2 separate regions of the Homo sapiens genome follow, and region 1 is linked to region 2. The links are chromatin loops, found by intact Hi-C in ENCODE. Cell type or tissue: ascending aorta. All regions are shown on one strand. Links, peaks and the distances in the headings refer to the core of each region. The heading gives the core; the rest is flanking DNA.

What was found. Peaks named below come from ENCODE experiments on the same cell type or tissue, not always from the same donor. Only the 100,000 strongest peaks of a DNase experiment are listed, where the experiment ranks them.
Region 1: it touches region 2 in a loop (4-fold over the local background); 6 of 110 quality-filtered maps call a loop at or near these places.

What each region holds. Positions count from the first base shown.
Region 1 is chr17:36,538,861-36,548,685 of GRCh38, forward strand. GGNBP2 (gametogenetin binding protein 2) reads left to right here and starts at 6,059. Exons shown (of 14, transcript NM_024835.5): 1 at 6,059-6,237; 2 at 6,759-6,957. The coding sequence starts at 6,865. It overlaps PIGW (phosphatidylinositol glycan anchor biosynthesis class W), which reads left to right. Exons shown (of 2, transcript NM_001346754.2): 2 at 1-443. It also overlaps a transcript of MYO19 not described here. In ascending aorta, for the core only: CTCF peaks have their summits at 5,210 and 5,476; DNase peaks (open chromatin) are centred at 5,302, 6,041, 6,681 and 6,971; H3K4me3 peaks cover 2,618 bases; H3K27ac peaks cover 2,573 bases.
Region 2 is chr17:37,354,492-37,364,316 of GRCh38, forward strand. All of the region lies in intron 1 of ACACA (acetyl-CoA carboxylase alpha), which reads right to left. Among named protein-coding and RNA genes, the nearest start is that of C17orf78, 17 kb to the right of the region's middle. RefSeq lists an enhancer at 835-1,334. In ascending aorta, for the core only: a CTCF peak has its summit at 4,870; DNase peaks (open chromatin) are centred at 4,080 and 4,800; H3K4me3 peaks cover 2,724 bases; H3K27ac peaks cover 2,792 bases.

The DNA.
Region 1 (9,825 bases), core at 2,300-7,299, 820 kb before region 2:
CTCCTGCCTCAGCCTCCTGAGTAGCTGGCACTGTAGGCATGTACCACCATGCCCAGCTAATTTTTATATTTTTAGTAGAGATGGGGTTTTGCCATATTGGCCAGGCTGGTCTCAAACTCCTGAACTCAAGTGATAACACCCACCTTGGCCTCCCAAAGTGCTGGGATTACAGGTGTGAGCCACCACACTGGGCCAATGCTTAATATTTTAATGTATCTCAACAATAAAACCAAGAAGAAACAAAGCCTTTTGACTTGTTAGAATGTATTAAGTAGTATTTTAAAGAAACTTTATAGTTGTGACATTGAAAGACTGTTGGGGTGGGGGGAGGAAAATTTTTACTTTCCATCTTAATGTAACCTTATGCTATTCTGTATTTTTACTGTATATTGCTTTTACAATAAATATAAAATGAAATGTTTATGTTGACATTTCAGTGTGAACTGTGGATTGTCAATACTTGTTTATTGCTCAATTTAAATTTTTGAATAAAACCTAGGACTAAGAAGCAAGTGTTTAAAATCAAACACTCCAATGTGCAGATGGGTGGATATAAAAAGAAAAATTTTAAAAATAAAATACTTATATACTATGAAGTCAGACAGTTAAATGCACCAAAGAATAGATGGAAGGCTGGGCATGGTGACTCACGCCTGTAATCCTAGCACTTTGGGAGGCTGAGGTGGGAGGATTGCTTGGGCCCAGGAGTTCAAGACCATCCTGGGAAACAGTGAGACCCTGTCTACAAAAAAAAAAATAGACTGAATTGGATGTTATATTATAGCTTATACACATAATAATTACGAGACAAAGTTTTGCTTTGGGATTAATTCATCTTTTAGCCTACCCTATGCTAGGGATTTAAGAAGCACAGCACAAATTTCCTGATACCTCAGAGCTTGCAATCTAGTGGAGGAAACAGACATTAAACATCTATTGTGAAATGCTAAGTTATGAAGAAAAAGCATAGGTTGTCAAGAGTGTCAAATCAAGAACTGACCTAGTAAGGAGTCAAGTTTTCCCCACAGATTTTTTTTTTTTTTTGAGCTAGAGCTGATTAGTGGGATGAGGAGTTATAAAGTCTTATGTGTCTGGGGGCTGGGGGGCAAATGGCAGAGAACATTATAGATGGATGACTCCCTCAGCAAAAGTCCTACGTTGGGAGGGCACCAAGCACATAATGGAATTGAAAGAAGGCTGAACACAGAAGAAGGAAGAGCATGGGCAGAGAGCTGGAGAGGCAGGCAGGGGCCACATCAGGCATCCTCACCTACCATGCTAAGGGAAAGGAGAACCAATAAGAAAGATGAGAGTCATCAAGTACCCAGTGTAATTTAATAAAACTATGGCTAAATTAAGGTTTAATTTAAATCTGTAAAAAATAGAGATGGGGTTGCCCAGGCTGGTCTCAAATTCCTGGCTTCACGTGATCCTCCCATCACAGCCTCCCAAAGTGCTGGGATTACAGGCGTCGTGATCCTGGCCTATAATGACGTTTAATATTCTACTGTCTTTTTTTTTTTTTTTTGAGATGGAGTCTTGCTCTGTCTCCCAGGCTGGAGTGCAGTGGCACAGTCTTGGTTCACTACAACCTCCGCCTCCCAGATTCAAGCAATTCTTCTGCCTCAGCCTCCCGAGGAGCTGGGATTACAGGCACACGCCACTTCGCCTGGCTAATTTTTGTATTTTTAGTAGAGATGAGGTTTTACCATGTTGGCCAGGCCAGTCTCGAACTCCTGTCCTCAAGTGATCCGCCCACCTTGGTCTCCCAAAGTGCTGGGATATAGGCATGAGCCACCGCACCCAACCAGGTGTGTTTATTTTTGACAGATAAAACAGAACTTCCCAGTGTCAGCTCATGAAAAAGAAAACCCAATCCACAGATCCTCAGGTTTAGGTCACTATGGTAATTTAAATAACATTCTGTGGCCATAGATTGTCTTACCACATAAAACTGTGGTTATTATAATGAAACAACAAAAAGTCTTCTAATCAACTATCATTTTCCTTGCAACTATCAATTTTTGAGGGCAGAGGAGAGGGAAAGATAACAAAGTGAGGAGTAAGAAGAACATAATCTGTCCAGGACCTCAGCCTATCTATGCCCTTCAGAAAGTGACTCCCATAATTTTAATTTTTTTTTTTTGAGGCGCAGTCTTGCTCTGTTACCCAGGCTAGAGTGCAGTGGCACGATCTCCTGCCTCTGCCTCCCGAGTAGCTGGGACTACAGGTGCCCGCCACCACACCCGGCTGATTTTTTGTATTTTTATTAGAGACGGGGTTTCACCGTTAGCCAAGATGGTCTGGATCTCCTGACCTCGTGATCCGCCTGCCTCGGCCTCCCAAAGTGCTGGGATTACAGGTGCGAGCCACCGCACCCGGCCAATTTTAATTTTACACAATTATAAACTGGGGATGTCTACTACACGTGCCCCAGTAGCTCTTGTGTGCCGAAGATGACAACCAGTTTTATTTTTATTGAGCATAAATGTCCAATGTATTTATATAAATCATACAAGAACCTTATGTTCCTCCCTAGGAGTTTAAATATAGTCTATGAAGCTAAGACATAATAAGGAATACCTTGGTACTTTTCATTTTTTTTAAACCTAGGTAGCCTGGAGAACAGATAGATCTCATTTATGCCTGCATTTTGTGGCTAGCGTCTCACACATTTGGACCTAAGAAAAAGAATGGTAGTTTGCTGATAATTTATTACAGCTCCGTCCCTCCAACTGTTCTTTATTAGGTACCAGCAAAATGTGTTCTGCTGTTGATTGCCTTTACTTTCCTGGCCTTTCAAATCCTTTGAACTTGCATTTCACAATGCCAATATCAAAATGAAATAATAGGCAACAGACAACTGTCTTTTAATGTAGCAATTATATATTTCGTCAATTAGAGGTTTGCTCTCTAAAAGCAGATACTTTTCATTTTAAAGTACATAGGATAATTCTCAAGAAGTATTTGCTGCAGTACTGGTGGTTATGGCTAAAAATAGAGCAATAGTGAAAATAAAAATAAGTGCCTACTCTAAAACCAGGAAGATGCACAGTGAAAACTTTGAAAAATTATTTTGCCATGAAATAATTTTCTAAGCGTTTTCCTTGGGATATTGATTTTATTGTATCGATTGTATTATATTGTATGGTATTAGATTAGATTAGATTGGATTGGATTTATAGCACCCAGGCTACCTCCTTGAGAAACAGCAACTTACCTAGCAAATCCACCTTTTTCGCCTTTAAGAATACGTTTTCATTGAATTCCTATTTGTCCAAAGATACTAAGTATGCCCGGTGGACCTAAGAGACAAACCCAAATTAGGGAAAGTAAGCTCAGATGGAAAGAGACCTTTGGGATTTCATTTTATTATGTTTTATATATGTTTTAATACCTTTTCACAGATTTAAATCCCCAGGGTGAATACTCCCTTCTTTGTTAGTACCTGGCGTGTGTTCAGTAGTCAAAGTAATTAAAATTAGCACCTATATAATGAGCTTGTCATTTTTAATGTTCTTTACCAACCAGAATCCTAATGAAGTCTAAAAGGTTTAGGCTGGGCACGTTGGCTCACGCCTGTAATCCCAGCACTTTGGGAGGCCGAGGCGGGCGGATCAAGAGGTCAGGAGATCAAGACCATCCTGGCTGACACGATGAAACCCCGTCTCTAATAAAAACACAAAAAATTAGCTGGGCGTGGTGGCAGGCGCCTGTAGTCCCAGCTACTCGGGAGGCTGAGGCAGGAGAATGGCATGAACCCGGGAGGCGGAGCTTGCAGTGAGCCGAGATAGCGCCACTGCACTCCAGCCTGGGCGACAGAGTGAGACTCCGTCTCAAAAAAAAAAAAAAGGTTTAAAGTGGGTACATTAATTGATGTACCACTGTAGGAGCACCTCTAGATACTGAAGGCCACAGTATCTTGGCTCACTGCAACTTCCGCCTTCCCGGTTCAAGCGATTCTTCTGCCTCAGCCTCCGGAGTAGCTGGAATTAAAAGTGCTCGCCACCACGCCCAGCTGATTTTTGTATTTTTAGTAGAGACAGGTTTTCTCCATGTTGCCCAGGCTCGTCTCGAACTCCTGACCTCAAGTGACCCGCCCGCCTTGGCCTCCCAAAGTCTTGGGATTACAGGTGTTAGCCGCCGCCCCCGTCCTGGTTTTTGTTTTGTTTTTTACATAAAACGCAAGATTCTCTAAAAATGTCCAAATTTTGGCTATGTATATGAACATCATACATACGTATTAGATTCAAGCTAATACTCACTCTTCTACTCTGCTAACATGGCCAGAAGACATAAAAAAAATTTTTTTTTGAGACGTAGTTTCACTCGTCGCCCAGGCCGGAGCACAATGGCGCGATCTCGGATCATTGCAACCTCTGCCTCCCGGGTTCAAGCGATTCTCTTGCCTCAGCCTCCCGAGTAGCTGGGATAACAGGCGTGCGCCACCACGCTCGGCTAATTTTGTATTTTTAGTAGAGACTGGGTTTCACCATGTTGGTCAGGCCAGTCTCGAACTCCTGACCTCAAGTAATCCACCCACCTCGCCTCCTAAAGTGCTGGGATTACCGGCGTGAGCCATGACCCCGGCCCAGAAGACATAAATATTTGCCGGGTAATGACACCTTCGGGAATGAACAATGGTTCTTCGTTTATTATGTCACCGACCCTAACAATGACCACACAATGTACTAAGTCAACATGGCTAAGGGTGCACTATGGGTTATTTGTTGTGAATCTCTAAGACTCCATGTGATAACCAAAATACTTTATTTTGTTTTGAGATGGAGTTTCGCTCTTGTTGCCCAGGCTGCAGTGCAATGGCGCGATCTGGGCTCACTGCAACCTCCGCCTCCCGGGTTCAAGTGATTGTCCCGTCTCAGCCTCCCTAGTAGCTGGGATTACAGGTACATGCCACCACGCCCGGCTAATTTTTGTATTTTTAGTAGAGACGGGGGTTTCATCATATTGGTCAGGCTGGTCTCAAACTCCTGACCCTCAGGTGATCCACCCACCTCGGCCTCCCAAAGTGCTGGGATTACAGGCGTGAGCCACCATGCCCGACCCAAAATACTTTTTTTAAAGGTATCACAGCTCCAGGAAATAGAGCAGTAAATTGATCTGTCCTTCAGATCACCAGGACTTTCATAGGCTAAATATCTTCACAACAGACCTCCAAAACCTTCAAGGTCAGAACTGAACACACGGTGGCGAGAGGAACTGTCTTCACAGCAGCTCTGCTTCCTCGGAGACGGCCAGAGGGAAAGGCCGTTGGCCAGTGCCAGTACTTCGCCCAAGGGAGTACCTGCTCACATTAACCCAGCCCAAGAAGTTCCTTTGGCCAAGACGCACACACACACACCACTGTCCGGTTTTCTATTTCCTTCCAGTGTAACGACAACCACAAGCTATCAGCACTTCACTATTTGCTGTCCCCTCAGCGGGATCGGGATGCAGCTACGCAGCGGGCCCCTGGCGAGCCGCGGTGTCAGGGCCCTTTTCTCCTCTTCCCACCGTGGGAAGCGAATTCAGTGGCGTCAAGGGCCAAGAGCCAGACCTGAGTTTGTCTCTCACCCCCCGATGCTCGTCTCCCTTTTCTCACTGCCTTCCGCCCCCTCTGATCTCGACTTCTCGCAACCTATCCAGGTCCTCTCTGGGCCTCTGCCCTGAGTCAGCCCCGAATCAGACGGGCTTGACTCGCTGAAAGAATTCCCCTTTGAGAGGAGGCAGATTCCCCTCTACATAGACGACACCCTGACGTCGAGGGGCTTGCCCCTCGTCCGTGGGGAAGCCTTCCCGGCCCGCGGCTGGGGCCTGAGGTTGGGCCGATCACCCCTCCTACCAGTCCTAGTTCGGGTCTAGCGGAATGGCTGGGCTCCGAGAAGGGCGCCGGGCCCACGGGCGGGACGGCCAGGGCGGCCCCGCACCCTCTGGGCGCAAATTTCTCCAGCGGGGTCCCCAGCGCGGCCAGCCCCAGTCTCGCGAGAGGACGTGGGTCCCGCCCGGCGCCCGACCCCGCCCGGCCCCACCTTCCCCTCGTCCCCCGCCCTCCTTCTTCCACTCCCCGCGGCGCGAGCGGCTGACTGCCCGTAGAGGAAACGACATTCGGAGCTGCGCTCCCGCCCACGCCGGCCCTGACGCGGGCCTCGTCAGCCAGTAACAGGGAGCAGAGGTGGGAGTTAGCGAGGCGACCACGAAAACGGTGAAGGTCGGAACCGACAGCCTCCTCCGAGAAGGGTGAGGAAAGGGTCTGAGCCTCCCCGTTCCCTGGACTCCGCAGAGCCGCTGCGGGGTCGATCCCTCCCAGGGGCGGGGTCGCGCTGGGCAACTGCAGTCCTGGGGCCGACTGGGCGGGGTGCGCCCAGAAGCGGGGAGAAGGGGTCAGTTGGGGGCAGAGGGCACCCGGGCGGCGGGCGGCGGGGAACAGGCTGCGGGGCCCAGGCCAGGGGTGGGGTCCTGGGGCCGGGACTCCTGCAGCGGGCGGGGAAGCCCCCGGCAGGCCGGTCCCTTCCGCCTCTCCTTTGGACCCTGACTGGAGGCCGGCGGGCGGGCGGGCGGGCGGGAGAGAGGGAGGGAGCGCGGCGCGAGGGGGGCGGGTCCCGGCGGCGCTGGGCGCTGATTGGCTGAGCGTGTGTGGAATCGGGTGATGGGAAACGCAGCCCGGCTCTCCCGTACCCTCCCGCTCCGCTCCCTGCCCCCCGTGGCGAATGTGCTGCGCAGCGGCGGGTGCTTACGCTCGCGGGGTTTGGCTGTTGCAGGCAGGAGCTGGGAGGAGGCGGCAGCGGCGGCGGCAGAAACAGCAGCGGCGGCGGCGGCGGCAGCTGGGAGGAGGTGGTGACGGTGGCAACGGCAGCGTCGGGGACGATGGCGCGACTCGTGGCAGTGTGCAGGGACGGGGAGGAGGAGTTCCCCTTCGAGAGGAGGCAGATTCCCCTCTACATAGACGACACCCTGACGGTGAGCGGGCCGGGCCGGGCTGGGCCCGCCGCTCCCCTGGCAGCTGTTTCCCCTCCTCCCCCTCCCCCAGGCCGAGCGCTGCGCACTGGAGAAAGAGTGTGTTGCAACTCCTAGGCGAGGCCTTCTCTTCAGCAGGCCCCACAAACTCGCCTTTGCAGTGGGTGGCTCGGTAACCTCTGTCGGCCCCAAGCCCAGAGCTCCGTACGCACTCCCTCTCTCCAGATTTTCCTTCTTTTGGAACCTTATTCCTTGACCCTTTCCCTTTAGGAGACGCTGCTTTTGTCAAAGCACACATCTCAGAGAGGGGTTGAAGGATCTTGGGCGTTTAGGGCCTACCCCATACAGAAACCACCTACCCTCGGGGAGGCTTAATTACCTGGTAATGTCGCAGCTGCACTGCTACCTGTGTATTTTCTGTTTTAATACTGGTAGCTCTCACCACATAAGCTTAATTACTGGGGGCAGAGTGACATGCTCGTGCACAGTCAAGATTCCACTAAAATGGTTTGATTTCGTTGTAAATAGTCTCGTATTGCCTAATGCATTAAAACTCTTGAAATGATTGTATTGCTAGGCCCTTTCTTCAAAACGGGCTTTCTTCGCATTATTTAGTTTACAGGTGGACTTTTTTTTTTTTAAAGGAAGCCAAATTATTGAATGTGTAAGAGTACTATAAAAAGCTGATTGCTCATCTTGAGTGTCAAGACCCAGTTCCGGGTACTTTATTCTTTAGATTTGGTAGTGTAGCATTATCGACCCTCTGCCCTATGTTGCTGTACTGTTTCCTTTAAAAGGAAATGGCTGAAATTTGAATTGAATCTGAACAGGAAATGAGTGCAGTTGCTTGCCACTTAAGAAATGAAATTAACCTTTTCCGAATATCTTTTGAAATCTGCGTTTTGATGATGCTGAAGCTTTGGATTATACATTTGCTTATTTCGATAAGGTGCACCTAAGTCTCTTCATCTCATCAGTATTCTTTTGCTATCAAAGGCAGTTGATCAGTTTTGTTCCTCAATATTTTTTTTTGCAAATATCTACCGAAGTTTTTTCAAATTTTATGTAAAATGCAAGTCATTGTAGAGATGCCAGTCTATGCCTTTATGCTTGCCAGTCTCAATTAAGACTTGATTGAGCTGCAGTACTTTAAAAAGGATTAGAAGAGCTATTGAATGACTTAATTTATTAGAAGTTTTTAAGTGACAGCATTTCTAATTATTCAAGTGCATTTATTTTTCATGAAAAAAGGTAGAATGATTTGTTCTGACATAAAGTAAATAGTGTTGATGCATTAGAAATTGTGTGTCTTGATTATGATTTCTGTACTTTTTGCATTAGAAGTATAATGGACTTGTATTTTTAAATAGTTGAAACTAGCACTGTGATCATATTAAATAATGCATTTCTCAGTTTGGACTTCAGATAGGGATTCATTTGTTGATATTTTCTTTCTTCTCTCCCCTGCTAACATAAACACTTTTCTGAAGCATATAGTTATGATATCAGCCTTTAAGGTTTATTGTCCCACAATGGCTGTGGAGTTAAAAAAAAAAATTCAGTGAGTTTGGATATAAGATTATTATTTAATGAATAATCATAACATAGGAAAACATATCAAAACATAGGGAAAACCAACATAAATAGTCTTCAAAAGACACTAGTTCTTGGTATATTCACATAACCACCTTTGTGAATGCAGCACATTAATACATCTGTCATATAGCACTTTAAAATGGCCAACTTTTTAAGTGCTTTTATACTGTATTCTCTCCACAATGATGTGACTTTCCAAAATTTTCCACTGAAAAAGATGTAACCTTGCAATGTGGTTTAGTATGGAACTTACTTTGCACTGTATCTGGCGGTTGAATTTTGCTTTTATTGTACTGTGGACTTGTGACTAAGGCAAATAAAACTTAAGCTCACTTAATTTAAATATCTCAAAATAACATTTAGGAAAAGGTGCAGTTTTTCTTTGCTTCAGAATGGGTTTTTATCACAAAGGAATGAGTGAGACATTTATTTGTGCTGGGACTTCTGCACAGTCATTGAATGCTGTGAGTGAATGTTAGTGAAAATTCTTGTCAAGGGAAACAAGTTTCTTTCAGGATATTCTACCAAATACTACTGAAAGGGAGAATGCAGAGCAAAACACCTGTTGGGAGAGAAGGGGAAAAGGGAAGAGGGAAGGAAGATGCCCCTATCAGAGTTTTATGCTCTGCATTGTTCCTTTGATAGATGGCAGTGGATGCCTGAAGTTAACCTTAGGTTTTGTCTTTGTCCCTAGGGTCTGTAGGTAATGCACTGAGGAAACATTGTTTGAACTTATTTCAAATAGTAGTCTTAGGATTTTGATAGTAGCTAAATGTTGCAATATAGTTACAATGTTTACAGGCAGTTGCAGACTTTATCATTTTAGTTGGGATGCTGAAACTTTACCCTTAGTTAAACTGGCAGTTGTAATTTGGACTTGTAAAATGAAATTAACAAACTTGTATGTAAAGAAGTAGCCTTAGGCTGGGTTTGGTGGCTCACGCTTGTAATCCCAGCACTTTGGGAGGCTGAGGCAGGTGGATTACTGGAGGTCAGGAATTCAAGACCAGCCTGGCCAACATGGCAAAACCCCGTCTCTACTAAAAATACAAAAATTAGCCAGACATAGTGGTGGGTGCCTGTAATCCCAGCTACTCAGGAGGCTGAGGCAGGAGAATCCTATGAACCCGGGAGGTGGAGGTTGCGGTGAGCCGAGATCGCACCACTGCACTCCAGCCTGGGCAACAAGAGCAAGACTCTGTCTCAAAAAAAAAAAAAAAAAAAAAAAAAAAAAAAAAAAAAGTAGCCTTAGGCCCGGTGCTGTGGCTCATGCCT
Region 2 (9,825 bases), core at 2,795-7,794:
TGCCATATCAATCAGATTTATACAGTGTAAGTGCAACATCCTTATGACACTATTTGTCATAGTTTCTTACCTGTTTAATATCACCTTCAAATAGTCCATTAGATTCAAGCGAATACAGTACTCATTACAGTTTTTTAAAATTAAAGAAACAGGCTGAGTGCAATGGCTCACACCTATAATCCCAACACTTTGGGAGGCTGAAGTCGGAGGATCACTTGAAGCCAGGGGTTCGAGACCAGTCTAGGCAGTAAAGCGAGACCCCCACTCCACCCCACAAAAAAAATTTAAAATTAGCTGGGCGCAGTGGTGTACACCTGCAGTCCCAGCTACTCCAGAAGGTAAGGTGGAGGACTGCTTGAGCCCAGGTTGAGGCTGCAATGAGCAATGATCACGTCACTGCACTCCATCCGGCCTGGGTGACACAGCGAGAGAATCTCTAAAAAAATAATAAATCAAAAACACTTAAAAATAAAGGCCAGGCACAGTGGCTCATGCCTGTAATCCCAGCACTTTGGGAGGCCAAGGCAGGCAGATTACCTGACGTCAGTTAGAGAACAACCTGGCCAATATGGTGAAACCCCATCTCTATTAATATACAAAAATTAGCCAGGCATGGTGGCATGCGCCTGTAATCCCACCTACTTGGGAGGCTGAGGCAGGAGAATTGCTTGAACCCGGGTGGCGGTGGTTGCAGTGAGCCGAGATCACACCACTGCACTCCAGCCTGGGTGACAAAGTGAGACTCCATCTCCAAAAAAATAAATAAATACATAAAAAATAAAGTGGCCAGGCGCAGTGGCTCACACCTGTAATCCCAGCACTTTGGGAGGCCGAAGTGGGTGGATCACAAGGTCAGGAGTTCAAGACCAGGCTGGCCAACACAGTGAATCCCCGTCTCTACTAAAAATACAAAAATCAGCCAGGTGTGGTGGCAGGCGCCTGTAATCCGAGCTACACGGGAGGCTGAGGCAGGAGAATCGCTTGCACATGGGAGGTGGAGGTCACAGGGAGCCAAGATCACACCATTGCACTCCAGCCTGGGTGACAGAGTGAGACTCTGTCTCAAAAAAATAAAATAAAATAGCCAAGCACGGTGGCTCACGCCCATAATCCCAGCAATTTGGGAGGCTGAGGTGGGCAGATTATCCGAGGTCGGGAGTTCGAGACCAGCCTGACCAACATGGAGAAACCCCATCTCTACTAAAAATACAAAAAAATTAGCCAGGCGTGGTGGCACATGCCTGTAATCCCAGCTACTCGAGGGGCTGAGGCAGGAGAATCGCTTGAACCCGGGAGGCGGAGGTTGCGGTGAACCGAGATTGTATCATTGCACTCCAGCCTGGGCAACAAGAGTGAAACTCTGTCTCAAATAAATAAATAAATAAATAAAATGGAGGCCAGATGCGGTGGCTCACGCCTGTAATCCCAACACTTTGGGAAGATGAGGAGGGCGGACCACCTGAGGTCAGGAGTTTATGACCAGCCTGGCCGACATGACGAAACCCCATCTCTACTAAAAATACAAAAAATTAGCCGGGCATGGTGGCGCACACCTTGTAGTCTCAGCTACTCAGGGGGGTGAGGCAGGATTGCTAGAACCTGAGAGGTGGAGGTTGCAGTGAGCCGAGATCGTGCCACTGCACTCCAGCCTGGGCAAAAGAGCGAGACTCCGACTCCAAAAAATAATAAAATAAAATTAAATTGAAACAAGCAAAAAACCAGTTAATAATCTGTTAATAATCTGTTAAAGTAGAAGATTAATGGTAATTATCTCAATAGTTAATAGGAATTTTTTAGCCAATGAGTTTCTACTGTTTATTCGCTTTTTTGTAATCTTACTGTTTTACGGGTTTGGAAAGATACTTGACACATAGCTCCTATAATTATTATTATTATTATTTTTTTGAGACGGAGTCTCACTCTGTCACCCAGGCTGGAGTACAGTGGCGCAATCTCAGCTCACTGCAAGCTCTGCCTCCCAGGTTCATGCCATTCTCCTGCCTCAGCCTTCCGAGTAGCTGGGACTGCAGGTGCCTACCACCACACCCAGCTAATTTTTTGTATTTTTAGTAGAGACGGGGTTTCACTGTGTTAGCCAGGATGGTGTCGATCTCCAGACCTTGTGATTCGCCAGCCTCGACCTCTCAAAGTGCTAGGATTACAGGAGTGAGCCACCGCGCCCGGCAGCTTCTATAATTGTTAATCTTTAAGAACATGTTAGATAATGAGATAACTTTTTTTTCTGAATTACAAAAGGATTCTCTTCTCCTCCCACAATTGAAAATACTAATTTCTAATGCATTATTCCACAGTTTGTATTTTAATTTACTTCTTTCCTCAACTAAGACTATTAGGATATTAGCCATCCAATTAAAGGAAAAAAAGATTTTAAAGAAAGAAAAACACTAGCCCTAAACCTGTTAAACCAGTCCACGTGACAGGTATAAAAATTTTCCTAGTCATTGACTGCAAAGGAAATAATGTTACATAGTGATCTACACCTGAACCTGTTCACAGCACTTTAGAGAGGTCAACATCAGATGAGAGAGCGTTCTCTGAGGCTGGCTTTCACAATACCAGGTCTTCAGCATTACCTAGTTTTTGAACTATAAATTCACTAAGATAAATGCCACCATTTCCCAAGACTTCCTTTTTAAAAAGCAATTTAATCTTATGCTTGATGTATTTCTATTATGCACTGGTAAATCAAAACAAAACAAGCCTGGCGTGGTGGCTCATGCCTATAATCCCAGCACTTTGGGAGGCCGAGGAGGGTGGATCACCTGAGGTCAGGAGTTGGAGACCAGCCTGGCCAACATGGTGAAACCCTGTCTCTACCGAAAATACAAAAATTAGCCAGGCGTAGTGGCGCACGCGTGTAATCCCAGCTACTCGGGAGGCTGAGGCATGAGAATCTCTTGAAACCAGGAGACGAAGGTTGCAGTGAGCCAAGATCGCACCATTGCACTCCAGTCTGGGTGACAGAGCAAGACTCCATCTCAAACAAACAAACAAAACAACAACAACAAAATTCTACAACACTAGTAAACACAGATGGCTTCATAAATTAATACTTTACCTTTGGCATCTTTCATATGCCCACTTTAAAATGTTTAATATTCTTGGGTTCACATCAGTCCTCCTGTTATGCATTCAGTTTTACTGAGAAATGAAGAAACTGAGGCAAGAGAAGTGGGAAAAAACTTGCTATTTGTAGCAAGCAGGCATCTATCTGGACAGGTAAACTGTGGTCCTGCTCTATTAGGCCACAATGCTTTTCTGAAAAGTGCCTGTCAAATAAGCACCACAGAAATCCTTCTCATCACAGACATCCAGGGCATCCCCCTCAAGAAGGGACAAATATGAGTATTCTTCCCTGCTGAGTGAGAAAAGACCATGTAACCAAAGAAAGCATGCTTCTCAATCTATACTACCGAATTGGGAGGGAAAAAATGAATGGAAAGAGAGAGAAAATCCAAGGAAATAAACTTCTGAGACTGAAGATGTGGTTATTAGGTTTATCCACACATTAGGAAATTACTGAAACATCGCTTAAGTAGAAACAGAATCAGGAAGGCCTAGGGTCTTTTTTTTTATTCCAGTCTTAAACCTCCAAACAAAAATATCTGAAATTAAACTATTTCTCCTGAGCAGTTATATTCTTAAATGTCTCTATAGAACCCACAAGGCCTACACGAAGTCCCTGATTTTTAGAGGTGATTTCAAGTGTCCATTAGTGTCCACTCTCCCACTCTCAAATCCAAAATAATGTTGGCCCCGATCCGGGCAGGACCTTCACGCACATTTTCCTGTGAAATCATTAGCTTCACATCAGCTTCCTACGTCCTATTTCCAGTAACTTCCCTTGATCAGCATGGCAAACGAGGAGAGTAACAAAAGGCATGTACATTTACTATGTCCCTCGCAGAGAACATAATAAAATCCTGGGAACAGGAACTGGCAGATACAACCTGCCTGGCCCTGGCTCTCGCCACGATACAAAGGCACGGAGAGAGCAAGTGAGGTCTGCACCCCACACCTCACTCTGCAAGAGAGAAAGGACTTTCAATGCAATCAGACCCAACCCGCAACGCCCCCTTCCCACGTGGTCTTCTCCCTCTCCCGAGCCCAGAATCGGATTGGAGAGGGGTCTGGAAGGAATCAGACCACGCTGGAGCTGGGCAAGAGGGGTGGCGGGCGAGCTCCAGGCAGAAACTCCAGCCCCCCTTCCTAGAGGAGCCCTGAACTGTACGCCTCCCAGTTCCGGGATCTGAATCCCCACCTCCCGAGACCCCAGACCTCTCCATGTCTCTAGGGAGGGGACCTCAAGGCCTCAGAGCTGCGGGAAGGGCTGGGCTGCCCCGCACCCGATCTGGATAGTGTGGAGCCCAGGCCGCGTGCGGGTGAGCGGAGGCTGGGAGGCGGCCCCCTGCCTGCCGCCGCCCCTCCCTTGGCCCCAGTTTCTCCAGGTCCCCGGTCACAGGTTCTGGGCCGGCCCTCACCTCACCTCAGGGTGGCAACGTGTGCGGTCGGGCGATTCCGGAGCCCCTGCGTGGAGGAACTGCTGGGCGGGAGGAGACGCCGGCGGCTCGGGCGATGGCTGACAGGCGTGCAGCACCAGGCCGGCCCGGCACACGGAGAAGGGGCGGGGCTTCAGGGGCCTGACCCGCCCCCGCCCCGCCCCTGTCTCCCACCTCAGCCGGCGAGCTCCATGAGGTGACTACGTCCGGGGTTACTCCAGGCCGTTCACCTCCGACCCCGCTCCGGGCTGCGGCGCTGCCAGGGCCGCCGGGGGGCGAGGCGCGGGCCCGAGGGCTCAGCGGCAGCCAATGGGAGGGCGGCGCGGGGCGGAGCGATGTGAGGCGATGCCGATGGTCCGAGCGCGGATCTGCCATTCGGGGCCCAGCGGCTAGAGGGCGGGCGGGCCGCGGGCGGGCCGCGGGCGGGCCCTGGGCAGTCGTGGCGCCCCTGGCCCGGCCTTCGCGGCCCCTTCTGCCACAGCCGGGTACGGGGCCAACCCCTCGGCTCCTCCTCCTGGCGGAGAGGGGAGTGGGGGAAGCGGTCCCGCATGCGCCTCGCATCAGGGACAGAGGCGTCCCAAGTGAGGGGCCAGGACTAGCCGGCCTGTAGAGGCGGGGAAAGGGAACCCAGAATTAAGGCGGGCTAGAATGGGGCAGGCGGTGTGCGGGCCCGTTTGTCTGTTTAATCCTAACACATTAACAAGGGGTGGGCAATCGCGTCCACTACCTGTCCTCATCACGCTGGCTGGTTTCCAAGTCTGGGCGAGCTAAGTAACCCCATGCTGGAACTCCATAACCAGCCCCCCGTTTCGCTCCTCAGCCCCGAGACAGCCCACTCCAAAGGTGTTATACATGCTGGATCCTGGCGTGTTGAGGAGAAGCCTCAGTAAACGAAGCTCAGTAAGAAGGGGAATGTACCAAAGAACCACCGTCTTCTGCCTGCCCTGAGCAAAATAGTTGCCACAGCGTTCCAGACTTTTCGGATTGGAGAATGCTTCCCGTCCTCCACTGTGGGCACGCCGAGCCTTTGAGAGGAAGCCAGTCGGTGTCTCTAGTTTTGCCAGTTACTTCATAGCAAGACTTTCATGGTAGCTGTGTGTTGAAAATTAATAATAACTGGAAGGGGTCCCAACACAATACAAACATTGCGTAGGGAAGAAACTTGGAGAAAATTGCACTTGAGAAGAACAGGGTGAACTCAGCCCTTCCAAGGAGGAATTTAATGAAGCATGCAGCGCACCTTCTTAATGCTTACAAACTTGTGAGGAAGGCCAGGAGAGGTGCAGAGGATGACAGTTTGGTAGGAAGAAGTTCCACGCCAGAGAGTAAAAAGTGAATAGGATAGAAATACATGCCCAGGTAAGAAGTTCTTGGCGGAAGCTGAGGCAGAAAGAGGGAAAGATTGGTCAACAAGGAACAATATTTATCTAGGAGCCCTCATAATCCCACTAAGTGGGGCTTCCCTAAGAATTTATCAACCCATTTTTAAAATAATAGGGTCAAGCACAGTGGCACGTACCTGGACTGTAGTCCCACCTACTCAGAAGGCTGAGGTGGGTGGATGGCTTGAGGCGAGGAGTTCAAGTCTATATGTAGTGTACTGTGCCTGCGCCTGTGAATAGCCACTGCACCCCAGCACTGGCAACGTAAAAAGACCCCATCTCTAAATAAATAAGTTAATTAAATAACAGGGATTGGAAGCAGAGAACTTAGGAAAGATGTGGACTTTACAGAACAGGGATTCATATTTCACAATAATTATATCACTAATATATCAATCAGTTGGACAAATGTAGTGGGAGGAAAAAGATAATTGGGCAAGACTTCCTGGTTTAGTAAGATGTTTGATTTGACTCACCGAAAAAAATGGCCTGGGAAGAGGGAAGCCTTGCCTTTCCATAACAGCAGTCTCTGAAGCTGACATGAAGGGAGTGACTTCAAAAGAACTAAAAACCATGCGGTTGCCTCTTACTTTTCTTTTACCTTTCCTAGATCCTCTTAAGTAATAGGAATTCTTTCCCCAGGATTCTTTTTTTTTTTTTTTTGAGATGGAGTCTCGCTCTGTCGCCCAGGCTGGAGTGCCGTGGTGCAATCTCAGCTCACTGCAACCTCCACCTCCCAGGTTCAAGCCATTCTCCTGCCTCAGCCTCCCGAATAGCTGGGACTCCAGGCACAAACCACCAAGTCCAGCTAATTTTTGTATTTTTAGTAGAGACGGGGTTTCACCATGTTGGCCAGGATGGTCTCGATCTCTTGACCTCGTGATCCGCCCACCTTAGCCTCCCAAAGTGCTGGCCGCAAATGTGAGCCACCACGCCAAGTCTCCCCAGGATTCTTAATGGTGTTGCTGTTTACCAGCTTTACAAGCTCTGCAAAACCAGGGATTTACCCTCAAAAACTGTCCTTATGTGAAATTTCAGCCAGCCCCTGCATGTCCTGCTTTTGACTTCACTGATTATTTTAAATAATTGAGCTTTCTAAAGAACTGGCCAAAGAAAGTCCTAATAGAAGCTACAGTGAAAAAAAAAGTAATTAAGGAAGGATGAGTTACGATACCAAGGTCACTTACAGAGGATCTAATAATCTAATTGTTATCACCAAATGCTAAGACAGCTGGGCAGAGAATGAGCAAAGAGCTGTGTCTTTAAGACAGTACAACTGGAATTTCAGCAACCCCTGAGTGTTACGGTGTTTGGTGCATGCCACAACCTGCCCATCCCTACTGTAGGTTCTTTAGAGCTGCTCCATGAGTTATTGCTACACAAGCTATTACGTCTGTAAGAGGCGGAGGAGGAGAACCAAAGGGTGGAGAGAACTTACTATATGAGACTAACAAATGGAAGAGAAGGATGAGTGGTACATTTCTAGAAGCTGATACTAGAGGTCTGTTATGGGCTGAATTGTATCCCAAAATTCATTTGTTGAAGTCCTAACCCCTAATACCTCAGAATGTGAGTATATTTGGAGACAAAGTCTTTATAGAGGTAATTAAATTAAAATGAGGTCATAAGGGTGGGCCCTAATCCAGTATGACTGTCGTCCTTATAAGACGAGGCGACGAGGACACAGACACACATATGAAGACATAGGGCATGCATGGCCATGTACAAACCAAGGAGAAAATATCAGAAAAAAACTAACTGCTGACACCTTAATCTTGGACTTCTAGCCTTCAGAACTGAGGAAATGCATTTCTGTTGTTTAAGCCACCAGTTTGTGGTACTTTGCTATAACAGCCCTAGAAAACGAATACAAAATCCCAAATATATGACTTCCAGGGTTTTCAAGGTGATGTAAAGGTATTAGGGACTCATCCTGAGCATCCCAGCTACCTTCCAACCTTAAAGTTGCTTTCTTATCTTCCTGTGGGTAAAGTCAGAAAAGTATGAGAGGTCCCTGTCTTCAAGGTGATTATAGTCTATTTAAGAAGACAAAACTAGCACATTAAAACAGAGTGTCTGTGTCACACTCTTTAGATGATAGCCATATGAATTTGTAATAGCCATAGATGAGAAAAGATAAATTCTCAAAAATTGATAAACCCAGATATATATAAACATTATATGCGCCACTGTCCAGACAGCTTCATTTGGCATTTTTCGGTCAAATATTTAGATTAGGGCATCGTTTCTCAAAGCATGTCCCACTAACCACCTGATGAAACAAACACTAGGGTGCGCCAGGCGCGGTGGCTCACGCCTGTAATCCCAGCACTTTGGGAGGCCGAGGCGAGGCGGGTGGATCACGAGGTCAGGATATCGAGACCATCCTGGCTAATGTGGTGAAACCCCGTCTCTACTAAAAACGCAAAAAATTAGCCAGATGTGGTGGCGGGCGCCTGTAGTCCCCGCTACTCCGGAGGCTGAGGCAGGAAAATGGCGCGAACCCGGGAGGCGGAGCTTGCAGTAAGCTGAGATCGCGCCACTGCACTCCAGCCTGGCGACAGAGCGAGACTCCGTCTCAAAAAAAAAAAAAAAAACAAAACCACCAGGGTGCTTGTTAAAAATGCAGATTCCCAGCCCTTTTTTTTTTTTTTAATCACAACTACTCACTGCAGCCTCAACTCCTGGGCTCAAGCGATCCTGCCACCTCAGCCTCTCAAGTAGCTGGGACTACAGGGACATGCCACCACACCTGGTTGACTTTTTCTTTTCTCTTTCTCTTTTTCTTTTTTTTTTTTTTTTTTTTTTTGAGACGGTCTCGCTCTGTCACCCAGGCTGGAGTGCAGTGGCACGATCTCGGCTCACTGCAACCTCCACCTCCCGGGTTCAAGCGATTCTTCTGCCTCAGCCTCTCAAGTAGCTGGGATTACTGGCGCGTGCCACCATGCCCAGCTAATTTTTGTATTTTTAGGAGAGACGCGGCTTCACCATGTTGGTCAGGCTGGTCTTAAACTCCTGACCTTGTGATCCACCCGCCTTGGCCTCCCAAAGTGCTGGGATTACAGGCGTGAGCCACTGGACCTGGCCGACTTTTTCTTTTTTTAAAGCATCCCTAATAATTAATCACCCTAAAGTTTGAGAACAGTCGTTTAAGATTTATCATTATTGTTCCCCTCTTTGTGTGCCAGAGTCTCTGTTGAACAACAAGGCCTTCAATACCTGTCACTCTTAGGACAAGAAAGTCTCTCAAGTCAGGTTTGAGTTGAATCAAGGGAGGAAACAAAGTGCCTTAATAGAAAATAGAACCATGGGCTGGGTATGGTGGCTCACGCCTGTAATCCCAGCACTTTGGGAACACAAGGCGGGTGGATCACCCGAGGTCAGGAGTTCTAGACCAGCCTGGCCAACATAGTGAAACCCTGTCTCTAATAAAAATACAAAATTTGCGGCAGGGCACGGTGGCTCATGCCTGTAAACCCAGCACTTCGGGAGGACGAGGCGGGTGGATCACCTGAGATCAGGAGTTCAAGACTAGCCTGGCCAATATGGTGAAACCCTGTCTGTACTAAAAATACAAAAAATTAGCTGGGCATGGTGGCAGGCGCCTGTAATCCCAGCTACTCAGGAGGTGAGGCAGGAGAATTGTTTGAACCCAGGAGGCAGAGGTTGCAGTGAGCCGAGATCGTGCCACTGCACTCTAGCCTGGGTGACAGAGTGAGACTCTGTCAAAAAAATAAAAATAAAAAATAAAAAAATTGCTGGGTATGGTGGCACGTGCCTGTAGTCTCAGCTACTTGGGAGACTGAGGCAGCAGAATCACTTGAACCCAGGAGACAGAGGTTGCAGTGAGCCGAGATTGCACCACTGTACTCCAGCCTGAGCAACAAAGCAAGACTCCATCTCAAAAAAAAGAAAAGAGTCCA